Regions from separate parts of the Mus musculus genome. Here region 1 is linked to region 2. Evidence: chromatin loops called from intact Hi-C (ENCODE). Cell type or tissue: left cerebral cortex. All regions are shown on one strand. Links, peaks and the distances in the headings refer to the core of each region. The heading gives the core; the rest is flanking DNA. Region 1 holds the start of Dguok (deoxyguanosine kinase). Region 2 holds the start of Stambp (STAM binding protein).

What was found. Peaks named below come from ENCODE experiments on the same cell type or tissue, not always from the same donor. Only the 100,000 strongest peaks of a DNase experiment are listed, where the experiment ranks them.
Region 1: a loop joins it to region 2, with 2.5 times the contacts of the local background. A loop is called at or near these places in 3 of 42 quality-filtered maps.

What each region holds. Positions count from the first base shown.
Region 1 is chr6:83,505,091-83,513,539 of GRCm38, reverse strand. Dguok (deoxyguanosine kinase) reads left to right here and starts at 6,571. Exons shown (of 7, transcript NM_013764.2): 1 at 6,571-6,792. The coding sequence starts at 6,651. It overlaps Actg2 (actin, gamma 2, smooth muscle, enteric), which reads left to right. Exons shown (of 9, transcript NM_009610.2): 9 at 412-631. The coding sequence ends at 555. In left cerebral cortex, for the core only: CTCF peaks have their summits at 838 (motif pointing right), 3,114 (motif pointing right), 3,884 (motif pointing right) and 6,585; DNase peaks (open chromatin) are centred at 3,116, 3,891, 6,588, 6,977 and 1 more place; H3K4me3 peaks cover 1,595 bases; H3K27ac peaks cover 2,730 bases.
Region 2 is chr6:83,564,685-83,573,058 of GRCm38, reverse strand. Stambp (STAM binding protein) reads left to right here and starts at 555. Exons shown (of 10, transcript NM_024239.2): 1 at 555-648; 2 at 2,540-2,756. The coding sequence starts at 2,554. It overlaps Gm21284 (predicted gene, 21284), which reads right to left and starts at 5,020. Exons shown (of 8, transcript NR_078345.1): 1 at 4,885-5,020. In left cerebral cortex, for the core only: CTCF peaks have their summits at 481 and 3,969 (motif pointing right); DNase peaks (open chromatin) are centred at 562, 1,041 and 3,960; H3K4me3 peaks cover 1,276 bases; H3K27ac peaks cover 1,221 bases.

The sequences.
Region 1 (8,449 bases), core at 231-8,230, 59 kb after region 2:
TACCAGGAAGTTTCTGATCCCCTGGAACTGGGGTTACACGTGATTGTGAGCTGCCATGTGGGTGCTGGGAACAGAATTCAGGTCCTTTGCAAGAGCAACGAGTGATCTTAACCACCAAGCCAGCTTTCCAGTCCCTAGCTTTCATTTCTGACCACAAAGGCTACCCTTTTTCAGCAACGGGCTAAGAAGATTTCTGGTTTCTGGTCCTCCTTGCTCATTTTTATTGTGTTGTTTGTCTGTTTTTTGAGATGGGATCTTGTGTTGATCTGGATGGTTTAGAACTCTTCTTCTCATGTGAGCACCTAGTTTTGAAGCTCCCCAGTATCTGAGATCATAGCATGCAAAAGTGTACCCCATTCTTATACACTGTCTTGGGGGATGGTCATAATTTGCCACATTTTCTCTTTGCAGATTATCGCTCCTCCTGAGCGGAAGTACTCAGTCTGGATTGGCGGCTCCATCCTGGCCTCTCTCTCCACCTTCCAGCAAATGTGGATCAGCAAGCCAGAGTATGATGAGGCAGGGCCCTCCATTGTCCACAGGAAATGCTTCTAAAGTCAGAGGGCCTTCTCTGGGGATCCCCACAAGACTGCTGTCACCAGCCACAGATCATTAAAACCTTCAAGCCTTATTTCTCTGTGTGAGGCTCTTTTGTTCCTGGATGCTCCTACATGTGTGTCTCACAGACAATGCTAAGGGATTTTCAAGAATTATTATTATTATTATTATTATTATTATTATTATTATTATTATTATCCTTCTTGTTAGATGTGTATGGGAGTTTTGCCCGTGTTTCTGGGTGTTACATGTGTGCAGTACCCAAGAAGGACAGAAGAGGGCATTGCATCCCCTGGGACCTGAGTTACACATGGTTGTGAGTTGCCATGCAGATTCTAGGAATTGATTTTAAGTTTTCTCTAAGAGCAACCAGTACTCTTAACCACTGAACCATCTCTCTAGTCTGTTGTTGTTGTTGTTGTTGTTGTTGTTTTTGTTGCAATTATGTGTTTGTGTGGGTATATGTGCATGTGATGAGTGCAGGTACCTACAATGATCATAGGGCCACATGGAGCAGAAGTTACCGTTACTGTGAGCCACCAAACAAGGATGCTCTGTGCTAGGCACCAAGTTCAGATATTCTATAAGAGCAGCAAGTGCTCTTACTCACTGAGCCATCTCTTGAGTCCTTCATGACACATGTCTAATCCCCACACTGCTCCTTAGAAGTAGGTGCTATAATTATCCCCACATCACTGATAAGGACTCACATTTCTGAAAGTCTGAGTTTCTTATTCTCACCTTATGAAAATAAGATGGCATTGTAGACTAACTTTGGTGTCAAATATACCTGAGCTTCCTTGGTTCTAGGAAGTCTTCCCCAAGACCTCAACTCCTTTGGGTTTCCATTTATGGAGTGGCCCTTGTCACAGCTAGCTTACTAGCAACTAGGCCATCATGCTAGTTAGTATTGAAAGGCCCTCATTTCTGCTGGATGTCCTTTTCTTCATCTGCCTAGCCTAGTTCTGGCCTCCATGCTCCAGAAAATACAGCCTGGCCCCTAGCCATTGCAAACATATTCACTTAAAGGCAGTGGGGCCGGTGGCCAAGAGGAGAGACCTTAAATTCTTGGACAGTAGCTCACACTTGAGTTCTTGTTGAGAACATGTTTGAAAGACTCCTTGGAGGAGCACAATCTGAGAATCTAGCTCCCAGAAGCAGATCCTGAAATCGGGATTTGTAGGGGAGTTCACCCTGGGAGCACAAAAGCTCTTTGACCTGTGTGTGCTTCCTCAGGGACTTCTCTATGGGACTGGCTGCTGGAAGGCAAAGCTCAGCATACATACAACACACACAATGTACACATTACACTACGGTACGTACATACAACACACACAGTGCATTCACTATATATATCTCACAACACACATACAGAGATTCAAGGACAGGTAAAGACTGACTGACTCTGGAAGAATGCTCAGGAACCTCCACATGTCCACCTCAGGGGAGAGTGGACAGGCTGACTAGTCCCACCCTCCCCATCCTCCGTATCCATCCAACTTCCTGTATCTCCCCTTTACCCCATACTTCTATTTCTCTACTTGAAAAAAAATCACAAAAAATGCCATCCTAGGTTATTCAAACTTTCAATATGTTGATAGAATACAGACAGACAGACAGACAGACAGATAGACAGTGTCTATCTATATGAGTATATGCATATGTGGTGTGCTGGTGCGTGGAGGGTGGAGGGCATCCAGTGCCCTCCTCTATCATTTTCTGCCTATTCTTTGAGGCAGGACCTCTCCCTGAATCTGTGGTTTATGCTTTCTCAGCTAGCTGGAGACCAGCAGGCCTCGGCAATCCTCGTGTCTTCACCCACCTTAGAAATATGGTTTCAGACTATGGGAATGCCTACAAATTTAGCAAGTGACATTTTCCTGGAACCTGAACTCCAATCCTCATGATGATGGATCAAGTGATCTCAATAGTTGCACCATCTCTCTAGTCCCCTGTCCTAGATTCTTTAGCTGATGTCATGGTATCTGCTGATAAAGAGGTTCTGTGATTTGAAAATAAGAAGAAAATATCTAAAAGGAGGCTAGACAGATGGCTCAGTGGGAAAAGTACTTGCTGTACATGTATAGAGAACACACACATAAAGAACACACATAAATCTGGATGCAGTAGCACCATTCTGCAATCCCAGTGGTTCTACAACTAGATGGGAACAGAGACAGATGTATGTTCAGAAGCTCATGGGCCAGACAGCCTGGCACGCACAGTGGGAAACAAGAGAGCCTATCTTGAACAACACAGAAGGCAAAACTCCACACCTGAGGTTATCCTCTGGCCTCCATATGTGCACTGTGCTATATGCACTCACACATATACAAGCAAATATAAACACACGAATATGCATATACACCACACACTAAATAAACAGATGTCCAGGCAACAGAAGAAAGCTACCTCTTTGAACATTTGTCTCAAAATTTTTAGTGATGTCATGGTCTTTAATGTGTTGTCAGCCAGTTTTACTTATGATCACAGCATTTATAAGCACTTGAAAAATAATTGTAGAAGTGGCCAACCAATGACTGGTCCAGCTTGAGACCCATGCCACGAGAGGGAGCCCATGCCTAACACTGCCTAGAGGGCCAGGAACCAGAGACTGGATAGTCCAGAAACCTAGGATAGAAACAAACATGACCGGCTACTTAATTAATTAAAAGTTAAAAAGTCAATAGAATGATTCCTAATGATACTCTGCTATACTTACTATAGCCCTGAGCCTAGCATAATCATCATCAGAGGGGCTTCATCTGGCAGCTGTTGGCAGCAGATTCAGAGATCCACAGCCATTAGTATCTGATCATGCGGACTGGAAGAAAGACTTAGAAGCCAGAGTGGTCAAGGACACAAGAAAACGGCCCACACAATCAATTAACCAGGGCTCATAGGTGCTCACAGAGATTAAACTGACCATCACGGAGCTTGTATAGGTCTGACTTAGGTTCTCTGCACCTATGTTACAGTTGTATAACAGTGGGAGCGGGGTAAGGGCTTCTCTCTGACTCTTTTGCCTGTTTTGGGGACCCTTTTCCTCCTACTGGGTTGCCTCATCCAGCTTTAATGTAAGTGGAGGTGCCTAGTCTTATTGCAACATGATAAGCCATGTTTGGTTGATATCCCTAGGAGGCCTGCCCTTTTCTGAAGGGAAATGGGAGTCGGGTAAAGAAAGAAAAATAATCCATCCTTCAGAGCTGCACTGGGAGAGCTGAGGGGACCTGACATAGAGCAGATGCTTAGCGAATGTGAAATGAGTGAAGGGAACCTTCCTGACAGTGTCTGGCAGGGCTGCATCAGCCATATGCATCAACTCCAGCAGATGGCTCACAGCCACCAGGAGCGGGAAAGTGACTCATTCCCCAAGGTAACGGGAGTGAATCCCATTACACAACGGGCCAGGACTTTCCTCCGGCTAGCTCCAGAGCTTGGAAAGACTCTATGGACACCATCAATAGGAACTAATCCCTCTGGGGAGGAGTTACTTTAATGGTGCATTCGATTGTTGATTGTTCTTCCTCGGGCATAGGATGGTGCCCTGATCCTAGAATCCAAAATGTCGCTCTCAGGCTAGTGTTTTGAATCTGTCCCCAGCCTAGGACACTCAGGCCTTCAGGAGATGAGGCATGTCTGGAGGGTAGGTCTGTCTCTAAGGTGGGCCTTAATCCGTTGTCCTGGACTGAAATCCTTTGAATCCAAGAGCCAACAAACCTTTCCTCTCATACCTTGCTTGTGTCAGGTATCATGCTACAGCAACAAGAAAAGTAACTAACCCAGCTCTTGTTTGTTCTATAAAACCCTAGCTTCATGCTGCAGGCTCTTTCTCTTAGGAATTTAGAATAGAACCAAAGAGATTCTGAAAAAAAAAAAATCAGACCAGGTCTTGTGTAGCCCAGGCTTGACTTCAAATTCCTTTTGTAGTTGAAAATACCCTGAACTCTTAATTGCCCTGCTTCTACCTCCAAGGGTGCAGTGATTATTATTATTATCATACCCAGCCTGATTAATTCTTATGAATGGCATAGCATATAATAAGTATAAAAAGGATAAAAAGATCATTATCAATAGTGGCATCAGAGTAACTGGCAGGTAACTAGATAAAGATGGTTTGGTTCATTAATTCACTCTATAAATCCAAAATAAAAAAGAAATAGATAGGCATGATGACCTGCCTTTACTGAGAAGGCTGAGGCAGAAGGACAGCCGGCTAAGCCATCTCTCTAGTCCCATGCTGAGTCATGTGTGTGTGTGTGTGTGTGTGTGTGTGTGTATACACACACACACACACACACACACACACACACACACACACACACACAATAGCTTTCTTCAGACACACTAGAAAAGGGCATCAGATCCCATTACAGATGGTTGTAAGCCAACATATGGTTGCTGACAATTGAACTCCGGCCCTATGGGAGAGCGAGCAGTCGTGCTGTTAACCGCTGAGCAGTCTCTCCAGCTTAATTCATCTCAATAACCATAAACTTCTTTAAGGCAAGGCTTCACACTGTGTCCCAGGCTGACCTGCAGGGCTTGAATTGGCAACACTACTCCTGACTCAGCCTCTCAATTACAATGACCCCGAGGACAGAGAGACTCTCATTCTTTGGGGGACAGGGGCAGTTAAGTATTTCCCAGCTCTGATTTTATACAAGCAAAGAAATGTAATCGGTATTTCTGCACAGTGATGGTTACTGGTGTGTGGCAGTGGCAATGGATAGAATTTAGCGGCTCCGATCTCCACGAGAATCCTACCTAGATTATAGTTGTTGTAGCCAAGGCTAAGTGCAGTGGTCAGAGGACACCTTTCAGGTGGTGGTTCTCTCATTTCACCACGTGGGACCTGAGGATTGTGACCCTGTGGTGAACAGGCTTAGCAGCAAGTGCCTTTAGTCAACTTGCAAGCCCCCTCCTCCTTTTTGAGCTAGTCTCGTACATCCCAAGATGGCCTCCAATGCACTGTGTAGCCAAGGATGACTGAACTTCTGAGCCTCCTACCTCCACCTCTCAAGTTCTAGGATTACAGGCGTGTGCCACCATACTGGAGTTCTCTGCTCCAGATCCAGCCCACAGCTTTGTGTGTGCTAGGCTCCACAGGTCACATCTTTCCAACAACTGCAGGACTGTAGATTTTATGTTTCAGAAAGTCTCTTCCATGCCTCCTCTCCCCTCACTCACTGCATATAGTCCTGTACATGTCTCCTCTCCAGGATTCATTCTTACAGAGCCAATACCATGCTTAATCCAACTCGTTATCCTGATGAGATTCCTCCAAGTGAACATTTACCTATTTAAAGGTCAAAATAAAATGGGGTGTGATAAAATAAATGGTCCAACATTGTGCTGACAGTTACACAGGATGCGAAACATTACTTGTGTAAGTTATTGGATTGTTCCCTTCCTGCTTAAAACAGTCCAGTCTCTTCCTGTAGGCAATAAAGTCCCAAAGTATGGAGGAAGAAGGCATTTATCTTAGGGCCAGTGAGACGGCTCAGCAGGTAAAAACACTAGCTGCCAAGACTGATAGCCTGAGTTTGAGCAGACTCTTATAAGTCGTCCTGACCTCTACAAGTGCGCCATTAATGAGTAAGTAAAATGATACGTAATGAGCATGCTGGAACACACATTGTAGGCTCACCACTTGGGACGGGGAGGCAGGAGGACCAACTGCACTACATGAGACCTTGTCTCAAAATATCAAAATAAATAAGTATAACAAGATTTTTGTTGTTCTGTTTTTCAAGACAGGGTTTCTTTGTGTAGCCCTGACTGTCCTGCGACTCACCCTGTACACCATACTAATATGCAATATACACATATTAATTAAAACGATGAGAGGGCTACGGACGCCTGAACTCTACTTCAGCACACCCTCCTACACCACAACACCGAGACACTCCCACATCGTCCCTGCAAATGTCGCGAGAACAGAGCAGCTCCTGCGGCCTCACCCGCCTAGAGAGCTAAAACCAGCCACTTCCTGCCTGACGGCCCTCTGACGTCAAAGGTGCGCTGGCGTCGCTTGATCGCAGGCGGAAGTGCTCTCGGCGGAAGTGCCCGCCTTGCTCGGCTTGGGTAGGATGGCTGCAGGTCGGTTCCTTCTGCGTCGTCTCCGAGCGTCTTTCCGTTCCCCGCTGCGGAACGCGCTCGTGGACGCGCCACACGCCAGGGCCATGCACGACGGGGGCGGCCCCCGAAGGCTCTGCATTGAAGGCAACATCGGTAAGGGCCAGAAAGTGGCTGTCGAGCCTTGGCCTCCGCCGAGTAGGTGGCTGAGAGGCTGGGAAAAGAAGTTGGCCTCAGATCTGTCCCACCCTGCCCACCTGACCCCTTCTGCTGCCACCGCCCAACCTGCCGGCCGGTTCTGCATGTCAGGCCTTTCTCCCACAGTGCACCGCGGGTTTTGATTTTGGGAGACATTGGGCCCCAGTACCCGCCCACCTACTCACCCACGGGGACGTAATAGCCTGACGCAGGCTTTAGATAGCCCCAGAATTATACTGGTTTACTGGCATGTTTCATTCGCTAGAAATAGATGCGACAGTGTGCCGGTTCTTTTCCTAAAATAGCATCACCAGATTTAGCAAAAATAAAAATAAATGTCCAGTTTACATAGTTTAAGATAATTTTGGTGTGTCACATGCAGTATTTGGGGCATACACTTAAAAAATGAGCCATTGTTTATTTAGACTTTTTTTTTTTTTTTTTTTCCCCTGAGACAAGGTTTCTCTGTGTAGCGTTGACTGTCCTGGAACCCGCTCTGTAGACCAGGCTGGCCTAGAACTCAGAAGAGATCCGCCTGCCCCTTGCCTCCCTTGTGCTGGGATTAAGGGGATGTGGCACCACCGCCTGGCTTAGATCAATTCTTAACAGATTCCATTTTCACTATTTTGCTGTACCCCCATGTTAATTGCACTACAAATTATTATGACAGTGTTCTATTGTTTTGAAACAGTCACTGTGTAGCCCTAGCTGGCTTGGATCTTGCTATTTAGACCAAGCTGGGCTCAAACTCACAGAAAGTTGCCTGCCTGGTTAGGAAGGATCATGCTTCTTAAATTTAGAAATAGATACTTATTATATATTTTGTTATAAGTAACCCAGTATCTTAAAAAACAAAAAAGCAACATGGAAGGAAAATGGCTCAACTCACTGTTGCTGAATTCTGAGGGTACTTAGCTCTGCACAGATGCTGATAATGCTATCAGGTGTGGGCTGCTCAAGACATTCTAGCAGCAAATAGTTTCTCGTTTTATTCATTCAGCAAATCGCCCTTTGAGTGTCTTCTCTGTGCTGGCACTGTTCCTTGACCCTACGGATACAGCCATGACCAGATCAAATAAAAATTCTGCACTTTAATAGGAAGTGATACATAATAAAGCTACAGAAATTAATTAAGCGGGGTAAATAAACAGTGGATGAGCTATTGATGAGTAAGATGAGAGGTTGAGGGTGGTTGTCTGTCTTCCAAATATAGTAATTGCCAAGTACCTCACTGGTGAAGGGATGCTGGATCAATAACCTGAACAGTGTGGGGGAGTGAGCGAGGTGGGCAGCTGACCAACAGTATTCCAGGCAGAGCAAGTCGGAAGGCCTGGGGATAGAATGGTGTGTTCAGTGAGCAGGAGGGAACCCATTCCAGCCAAAGTAGAGTCACCAAGGAGGGCAGTGGAGGAAATGATCAGGTGGATGAAGGAGGACCGGGTTGTGTAGATCCCAAAGACTATCGTGGGTTGTTTTCTTAATTTTAAATTTTACTCTCTTATATATTATATCCCAACGGCAATTTCCTCCTTCCTCTCCTCCCAGCCTCTCCCTCCACTACCCTCCATCCATTCTTGCGTTTCTCATCAGAAAAGGACAGGCCTCCCATGGATAA
Region 2 (8,374 bases), core at 375-8,374:
TGGCAGGAAACTCCTGCTTCAGAATGGGACCCTTGGAGGCTCTCAGAGACTGAACCACCAACTAAAGAGCATAAGCAGGCTGGATTTAGGCCCCCCACACATATGTAGCAAATGTGCAGCTTGGTCTTCATGTGGGTCCCCCAACAACTGGAGTGGGGGCTGTCTCTAAAGCTGTTCCCTGTCTGTGGGTCCCGTTCGCATAACTGGGCTGCCTTCTCCGGCCTCAGCGGGAGAGGGGAGAGGATGAGCCTAGCGTTGCAAAGACTTGATGTGCAACAGTCAGGGGGAGTGGGATATCCAGAGGGAGGAAGGGAGGGATTGTGCGTCGCGGGGGGGGGGGGCGGGGAGAGCGGGGAGTGCAACGGTAGGGATGTGAAGTGAATAAAAAGATAAATTAATGGGGGGAAAAGCATACTGGTTTCTGCTGCAGTCCCCTCTTTCACTAGGTTCCCTTTCCTTCCTGGTTCGTTTTCTTTACCAAAAGGAGCGCTGCAGCGCTCCCTCTCATTGGTGGAAGATTCCAGCCCCACCCACCAGTTCTCCACACCAGGTCCTAAATCCGTGGAGCGTAATTGAAGGAGTGGCGAGAGTGGGCGTGTCATCGGAGGTGACGTTTCCGGAAGCTCTGACTGTCATCCTTCACGAAAGGTGGGAAGGGTCCCGGGAATGCAGCGGGACTGGGGATCCTGGCGCGGTGGGACCCCGCGGGGAGAGGCCGTGAGTGTGGGGTCCGTGTCCCTGGCCCAGGCCGGCCGCGCGCGAGCTCTGGGATGGCCCTGTCTTCAGGGCTGGCTTCAGACCAGCCAGGCCTGGTCTCAACACTCCTTGCATTTTCGAGAAACCTGACTGAGTGCCTTGCATTTTTGGAGAAACCTGACTGAGTGCCTTCTAGATGGGCGCTGCCAGCAGTTACTGCTGGATCCCTCTCCCGATACACACGCTCTGCAGGGTTGCTGAACCCCATGTTGTCCCGAGCCACTCGATGGCTTCTGGAGGATGGTCCTTTCTTTACCCACAAGTGCCTCTCTCGAGAGGTGCCCAGATGGCCAGCATCCCATTCCAATGAGCTCTTCTGGGCTGTGCCCAGTTCGGCGGTTAGGGACGTGGGCAGATTTACACTCTCAAGAGGATGTGTTTTACACTCGCAATGTCCCCACACTCCTAGCAGCCCTCGGCTTTTGCTAGAAAAGGGAGTTTAGTGGGGAAACTTCGTGGACAAAATGCCACCGCAAAGTTAGGGCAAGCTAAAGCAGAACTGGCCTAGAGAAAACAACCTCTGAGGACAGGTGAGTAGAACTGAGATATAGCTGAATGCACAACACTGTAATCTGCGTCTCCCCGGGCAGATGGGAATCCTGACCGAGGAATAAGATGGGAAAAACAAGACTGCTCAGACCCAAGATGAGTGTATTCTAGAACAGGCTGGCTAGGGTGTGCTGTTATCCAGTGCACACCGACAACCCCGTTCCACTCAGGATTATGTGCAACGATGGTGCCAGGGAGCCCAGAAGCAACATCTAGAAAGAATGTAAATTCCTACAGTTTGGGTACCAATGAGTAGGAACTCCTAGAGTGTTCCACCCCAACCTAGGTGCTGTCACTTTGCCGTTTACACCCTGCTTGGCTTGTGGGGACAAGCACGGATTGATGCTTCCAAGCATGAACTACCTGGCCCTGAAAGTGGTGAATGGGATGGGCTGAAGTGAAGGGTGGTTTAGTGAGCAGCGTCAGGAATATTCACCCTAGAAAGGAGCCCCGCATTAACCTTGTGTTCAAAACTGAGGAAGCGTATCCCGGTAAATACCATTTCATCTCTGGTGGAATGAAATGGTCGACATGAATTATCCAGGCCGTGTTCATGAGGATTCACTGAACACACTCTGCCAGGGATTGGGTAAACGGAAGTGGTCATCCGCATAAAGAAACAAGAAAAAGAAAAAGACGCAGTTCTCTGGATGGGCCTCCTACTGATGGAGAGTAACTCTTGGTAGCAGTAAGACCAACCCACAGTGCCCTGTTAATGACTGTGTTCCTTGTACCATCAAATTGCAGGACAAGCTTGGTTTTCTTTTGTTGTTTTTTTTTTTGGTTTTGTTTTTTGTTGTTTTTGTTTTTGTTTTGTTTGTTTGTTTTTTGTTTTGTTTTGTTTTTTTTTACCTGTGTCAGTCCTCAAATCAAGATTTGGGTGTTCATGAGGCCAGGAGGGATAATTTGTTGATCAGAACCTGTATGTAGTGTATGTAGTGTTTTATTTTCTCTAATGTTTTGTTTGTCCATTTCGTATTCTGTTTTTGTTTTGAGACAGGGTTGTTCTTTGTAGCCTTGGCTGTCCTGGAACTTGCTAGGTAATCTAGACTGGCCTTGAACTCAGAGATCTAACCTGCCTCTGCTCCTCAAGTGATAGGATTAAAGGTGTACTCCACCATGGCTGCCTCTTTGTCTAATTTCTTGGGAGGTTTGTGAGAGCTCATCCTGTTCTGACCGCTGGGAAGCTGCGGCCTTGGCTTTGATGTTACCTGTCTTTTCTCTTCTGTCTCAGAACTTATTTGTCCAATGTCTGACCATGGGGATGTGAGCCTCCCACCCCAAGACCGGGTGAGGATTCTGTCCCAACTTGGGAGTGCAGTTGAGTTAAATGAAGACATTCCACCCCGTCGCTACTACCGCTCCGGTGTTGAGATCATCCGCATGGCGTCCGTTTACTCGGAAGAAGGCAACATTGAACATGCCTTTATCCTCTACAACAAGTACATCACGTAAGACAGCTACCGTTGCCTTTTTGGGTCCTGTGCCTGGCATCCCTTGTGCTCTGCCCCTGTGCTCACCTGTGGTTCTCACAGTTGCTGACAGTGGGGTCCTTGACACTGTCAACCATTGATCGGGTTCCAGACAACTTTCACGTGTGAGTCATCCTTGCCATTCAAAGGCACAGGGACAGAAGGTGGTGGTGTTGGACTTAAGAGTTTCCTGAGTAGAAGGCTTGGTTCTCAGGCTGAGACTGCATGTCCCAGTGGTTAGACAAAAGAGTTAGCCGGTAAGCGGGACGTGTTTGCATCGGAGAGTGTTTTGACTGCCCTTTCTCTGCTCAGGCAGGTGGTTACAGGACCACTGCTGGTGTGTGGCAGAGCCCAGGTTCCTGTGCTCACCATGGGCCTTCAGAATGGCATAGGGAAGAGGTTTCCTTCTTAGCCACTGCTGTAGTCACAGCCTCCAGGTGACTCTGGACCACTTGCTGTCTGTGTGACTCATCACAGTGAGACCTTTCCTGGGCTGTTAGTTCATCACGCTTGGGAGGGCAGCGTAAATACAAGATCTCAAGGCGGACCCCAGGGAATGACTCCCAGAGCCCCAGCGACAGGAGAGGTGTGTGGTTGAGGGAGGGGATGGTGTGGTAAAGGTCGTGCTTGTCACGTCCAGTCCTAAGTTTAGTACAACAGGACCTGAACAGCTGCCGGTGACTCAGAGGAACTTGGGGGCTCCAGAGGGTTTTCCCCCTGGTATCATCTCACTGATCTTCATGGGGTGGTGTGTGCAAAGCAGGTGCATCGCCCCCCACCCCCATTCTGTTCCACAGAAGAGCAAACTCGGGCTTAAGAATGCGCTTGGGTTTCAGCTTGCAGTGACACCTCCAAGGTTTTACGGCTCATGTTTCAAGTTTCCATCCAAAGCATGGGTTTGTTTGTTTTTTTTTAATTTTCCATTTAGACTTACAGGAGGCAGTCTGTAGAGACCATAATAAACCTCCCTCCCCATTCCTGTCCCTACAAGAGACACTCTCCCCAGCCCCACGTGTGTCCTCCCAGACAGACACACGAACATCAGTCATACCATGCCGAGTTTCTTATCAGTGCATCAGTCAGGACACACCAGGCTTGTCAGCCTCCTCAAGCACAGTCCTGACAGGGTAGGGAATGGTTCTGTGCTGATTTCTGTGGTGGAGGAAGTTCGCAGCTTCTCTGGTTTGTGCCCACTAGGTGCCAGTAGCACCCCTCCCTTAGCTTTGGCAAACTTGAGTGTCTAGATTCGTCTAGGTTGTTTTCGTTTGTTTCCTTGTGTACAAAAGCTGGGCAGTGGTGGCGCACGCCTTTCATCCCAGCACTTGGGAGGCAGAGGTAGGCGGATTTCTGAGTTCAAGGCCAGCCTGGTCTACAGAGTGAGTTTCAGGACAGCCAGGGCCAAAATGAGAAACCCTGTCTGGAAAAACAAAAATAAAAAACAAACAAACAAAAACAAAAAGGAAGAAATCCTTGTGTACAAAAAGAGATGGCTAGCTGGATTTAGACCATTAGTTTTACTTTGCCAAACCCTGCAATAGACAGGTTGGTGTCTGTTTGATTGGTGGTAGAGGGTGTTATTTCTTTTAGGGTTTTGTTTTTTTGTTTTTTTGAGTGTTTTGTTTTAGTTTTTTAGGTTTTGGGGGGAGGTGGGTTGTTTTTTGGGGGTGGTTTTGTTTTAAGACAGGATCTCTCAACATAGCCATAGCTGTCCTAGAGCTCACTCTATAGACCAAGCTGGCCTCACACACAGGTGCTCTTGCCCCTGACTACTAGGATTAAAAATGTTCACCGTCACGCCCAGCTTAGACAGCTCTTTGTAGAGATACAAAGTAAAATCATGAGGAAGTCATTGAATGGAGATAAGAAGTGTACTGTGTTTTAGGGGGGCAAATTCTAGAGCAGGTTTTTCCATAAAGAGATCTTGTGAACAAAGCCGAACCTAATGGGGCATGCATTGGCTGGGGCATGCATTGGCTGGGGCATGCATTGGCTGGGGCGTGCATTGGCTTGGGCATGCATCTCGTTTGCTTGATTTGTTGGCTTTGGGGTTTGATGTGGGACTGCCTTGTGCTGACTGAGCCTGAAGCAGGAGATGCAGCTATCTTACCTTCAGTGTCCGCCATGGCACCTGCATTGCAGACCCTGATTCTGAGCCTGTGAAATGACAGGCGGGTGGCTGCTGAGAAGTGCTAGCCCAGTGGGGCTCAGACTGGTTTTCACTTGATGTCTTCCTGCCAGGTTACACCAAGTGGCTCACTTCACCAGTTACTACATACAGCGGGAGTGTGGGGGAGGGGCCTGGAGGTAGGCATCTACATCACCACCCTTCGGCCTCCCCCACTCTTGAGAATCTTGTTCTGGACCTTTCATGGATGCTTTAGTTCGGGATTTAAAAGGCATGTCTGTCCTTCCTCCCAGCGTGGTTCAGGCATCTTAATGACATCAGGCATATCTCCCCTCTTGGTAGTAGTTTTCCTGCTGAAGGAATGTGTTGCCTTTTGCAGACCCCAGTATAGAAGAAAGATCTCCAGCATGTGGGATCAGTACATACTTTCATGATGAGCACAGACAATAAGGCAGCCTGTGGATTCTTTCACAGCTTTTTATGGGCATCAGGAGGCTGCACAGGAGGGACTCCGAATAGTCAAGCAGCCCTGGTGTGCTGTACTGTGTGAGCCTCCTCCAACACAAATCCTCCTTCCGAAAGTTAACCATCACCCATATTGAAGGCGTTTACTGGGATTGGGGTTTATAGACCAAAGAAGGGCTCTCCCGTGCTCAGGCTTTCTTCTTCCATGATTAACTTCAGAAACCAGAAAATATGAGATAAGGATCCTTAGTGCATCTTTTATTGACTGTCCTCATGACTTTCTGAGTGAACTGTTTCTATACAAAAATACTTGTTCATGATCATTTTCCCTCAGACATTAGAAGGGAGGAATTCAAGTTAAAAAAAATTTTTTTAATGGCAGGCTAGAGAGATGTCTTATGGGTAAAGTACTTGTCACGCAAGTATGGTATTCAATCCCTGGAGCCCACGTGAAGGAAGGATGGAACTGACTCCACAAGCTGTCCTCTGACCTCCACATGTGCACTGTGGCACATGCAGGGCTGCATGCACGTGCATACACACACACACACACACACACACACATATCACACACATGAATAATAACAATAATAATGTCCCATATGGCACATGTAACAACACCTATGGACTTGTTCCAACAAATTAGCATTTATACATCTGCAAGCAAGCCTCCGTGCACCTTTGGCCTTAATGCATGAATACACCGTCTGTATTCCGTCCTGAGCTTGTTCTTTTAGTGATAAATGGAGCCTTCTCAACCTGAACAGTCTCCTGAATCTCTCCATAGCCAGCTCTCATCTAGTTCCTGCTCAGATGCCATCTCTTATGCTTCCCTTAGCTCCTTCCATCTCCAGTCCCATGCCCCAGTCTCTACCTGTTTCCTTTCCTGGCATTGGTGACTTTCCTTGCACTGATTCCTTTTTAAATGGCATGTATTTATGTTATGTGTGTGTGGGGGGGTTTCATGCATGTATGTCTGTGTACCACATACATGCCTGGTGCCAGAGGAAGCCAGAAGAGAGTGTCATATCCCATGGAACTAGAGATTGTTGTGAGCCTCCATAGGAGTGTTGGGAATCTATCCCAGGTCCTCTGGATGATCTGCCGGTACTCTTAACCTTTGAGCCATCTCTCCATCCCCAGTAGTATTGATTTTTTTTACATACTTTTTTTTAATGTCTGTTCTCCATTGTAATGGGTGCTCTGCAATGAGGGGAAAGCAGCCTTCAGAGCACAGACTGGCACCTTATAGAGATGCTCAGTAAATTGTTTTCGAAAGAGTGAGTGATAACCTTGTTTCACATTTGCACATGTAGTTATCCTGTCTTGATGAACATGATGCTTCCCTGCTTTTATAAGTCCACATTGAACCTTCTTGTATGTATATTTTGGTATGTGCATAGATGTAATTATGTTGATCTTGAGTTCCTTGAAGCCAAGCTGTAGATTTTGTGCATATGTACATTGTAATTTTGAATAATTGTCTTCCATCTTTTCCTTCCAATAAGAAAAAAGGTTAGATCTCTTTACAGTCTTGATAACACATGGGAACACACATCTTCCTACACCTGAGCTTACGGCAGGCACCAGCCGACCTCGAAGCCTTTGCCAATCTGATGGTAAAACCGCTATCTCACATTTACTTAGAATTTCCTTCATCAGAGATGAAGCTGAGCGCCATATAGTCACTGTGTGCCTTTCCCGTTTTGTTTCCTGGTTTTCTCGTTGCTCTGTCACGTGGTTCTCCTGTTTGCTGACGTGTCTTTGTTTTGATGTATTTGCTTTCTTTAGTCTGCAACCAGATATAACCCCAAACAAAAGCACCCATCCACACCACTGCTGTGTTGTGCTGCACCTAGGACATTTCCAGCCCTGGCGTTAGATCTCCAAGATGGTTCTCATCCTCACCTTTTGTTCCTGTGACTGCTACTGATGATAATCATATGCACACATGGCAGATGTTGGCTATGTACACAGTCCTTTATTTATTTATTATTATCATCATCATTATTATTATTTGGTAGTAGTAGTCGTCGTTATTGTTGTAGTATGGGGAGGTATGTGAATAACTTGTGATTTGCATGTTCAGAGGTGAAAGGACAGCTCTCAAGTATCCTTGAAGTCCTGCTTCTGGATGGGTAGCTAGGCCCAGCAGGCTTGCACAACATGGGGTTTTACCCACAGAGCTCTTGTGTTGTTTGTCAGCCTCTATGGTTAAATAAGTTTATGATTTTGCATAGCGCTTCCTTCACAGTTATTTAGGCATCTGCTTGTGCAGCACAGGCTGCATATGCCTGGAAGTGGTGCACAGCATTCTTCTCTGAAGGATTTTGAGTCCCAGGAGAAACCTCCTGAGGTCAAGGTCACAAGAGCAATAACGGACGTGGGTTTCGCATATCTTAGCCTACTATCCCTGGCTGCAGAAGTCCTGGATTCTGATTAGCATTTCTGTTACTGTGATAAGCCACTGACCAATAGCAGCTTGAGAGAAAAGGATTTACTTAGCTTATAGGGATCCTAGACAGGAATTTGAAGAGAAATCAGCAGAGGAATGCTGCTTGCTGGCTTGTTCCCTGGTCCATGCTTAGTGACCTTTTTGATACAGTCCAGGCCATCTGCCTAAAGATCCCACCACTCACAATGGACTTGGCCCTCCTTCATCAATTAGCAACCAACACGCTGTTCCATAGACAAGCCTGCAGGCCAGTCTGATGGGGGCAATTCCTCAACTAAGGTTTCCTCTTCCCAGGTATGTCACATAGACAACTAAGATTAGCCATCACAGAGTGAAGGATGTTTTATGACAGAGGCCCTTTCTGTCATATCACAAGGAAAACACTTTTCAGAGTTACACTTTGGGCATAGGACAGGCTTTTATTTAAGTGAGGTTTGTGGTGGTGGGGGGGTCTTTTCTTCTGTTTTGAGACATTCTCACTATGTAGTTCAGTCTAGTTTAAAGCCAGCAATGTCTCCTCAGCTTTGGAATTCAAAGTTTCAATGGATGCTA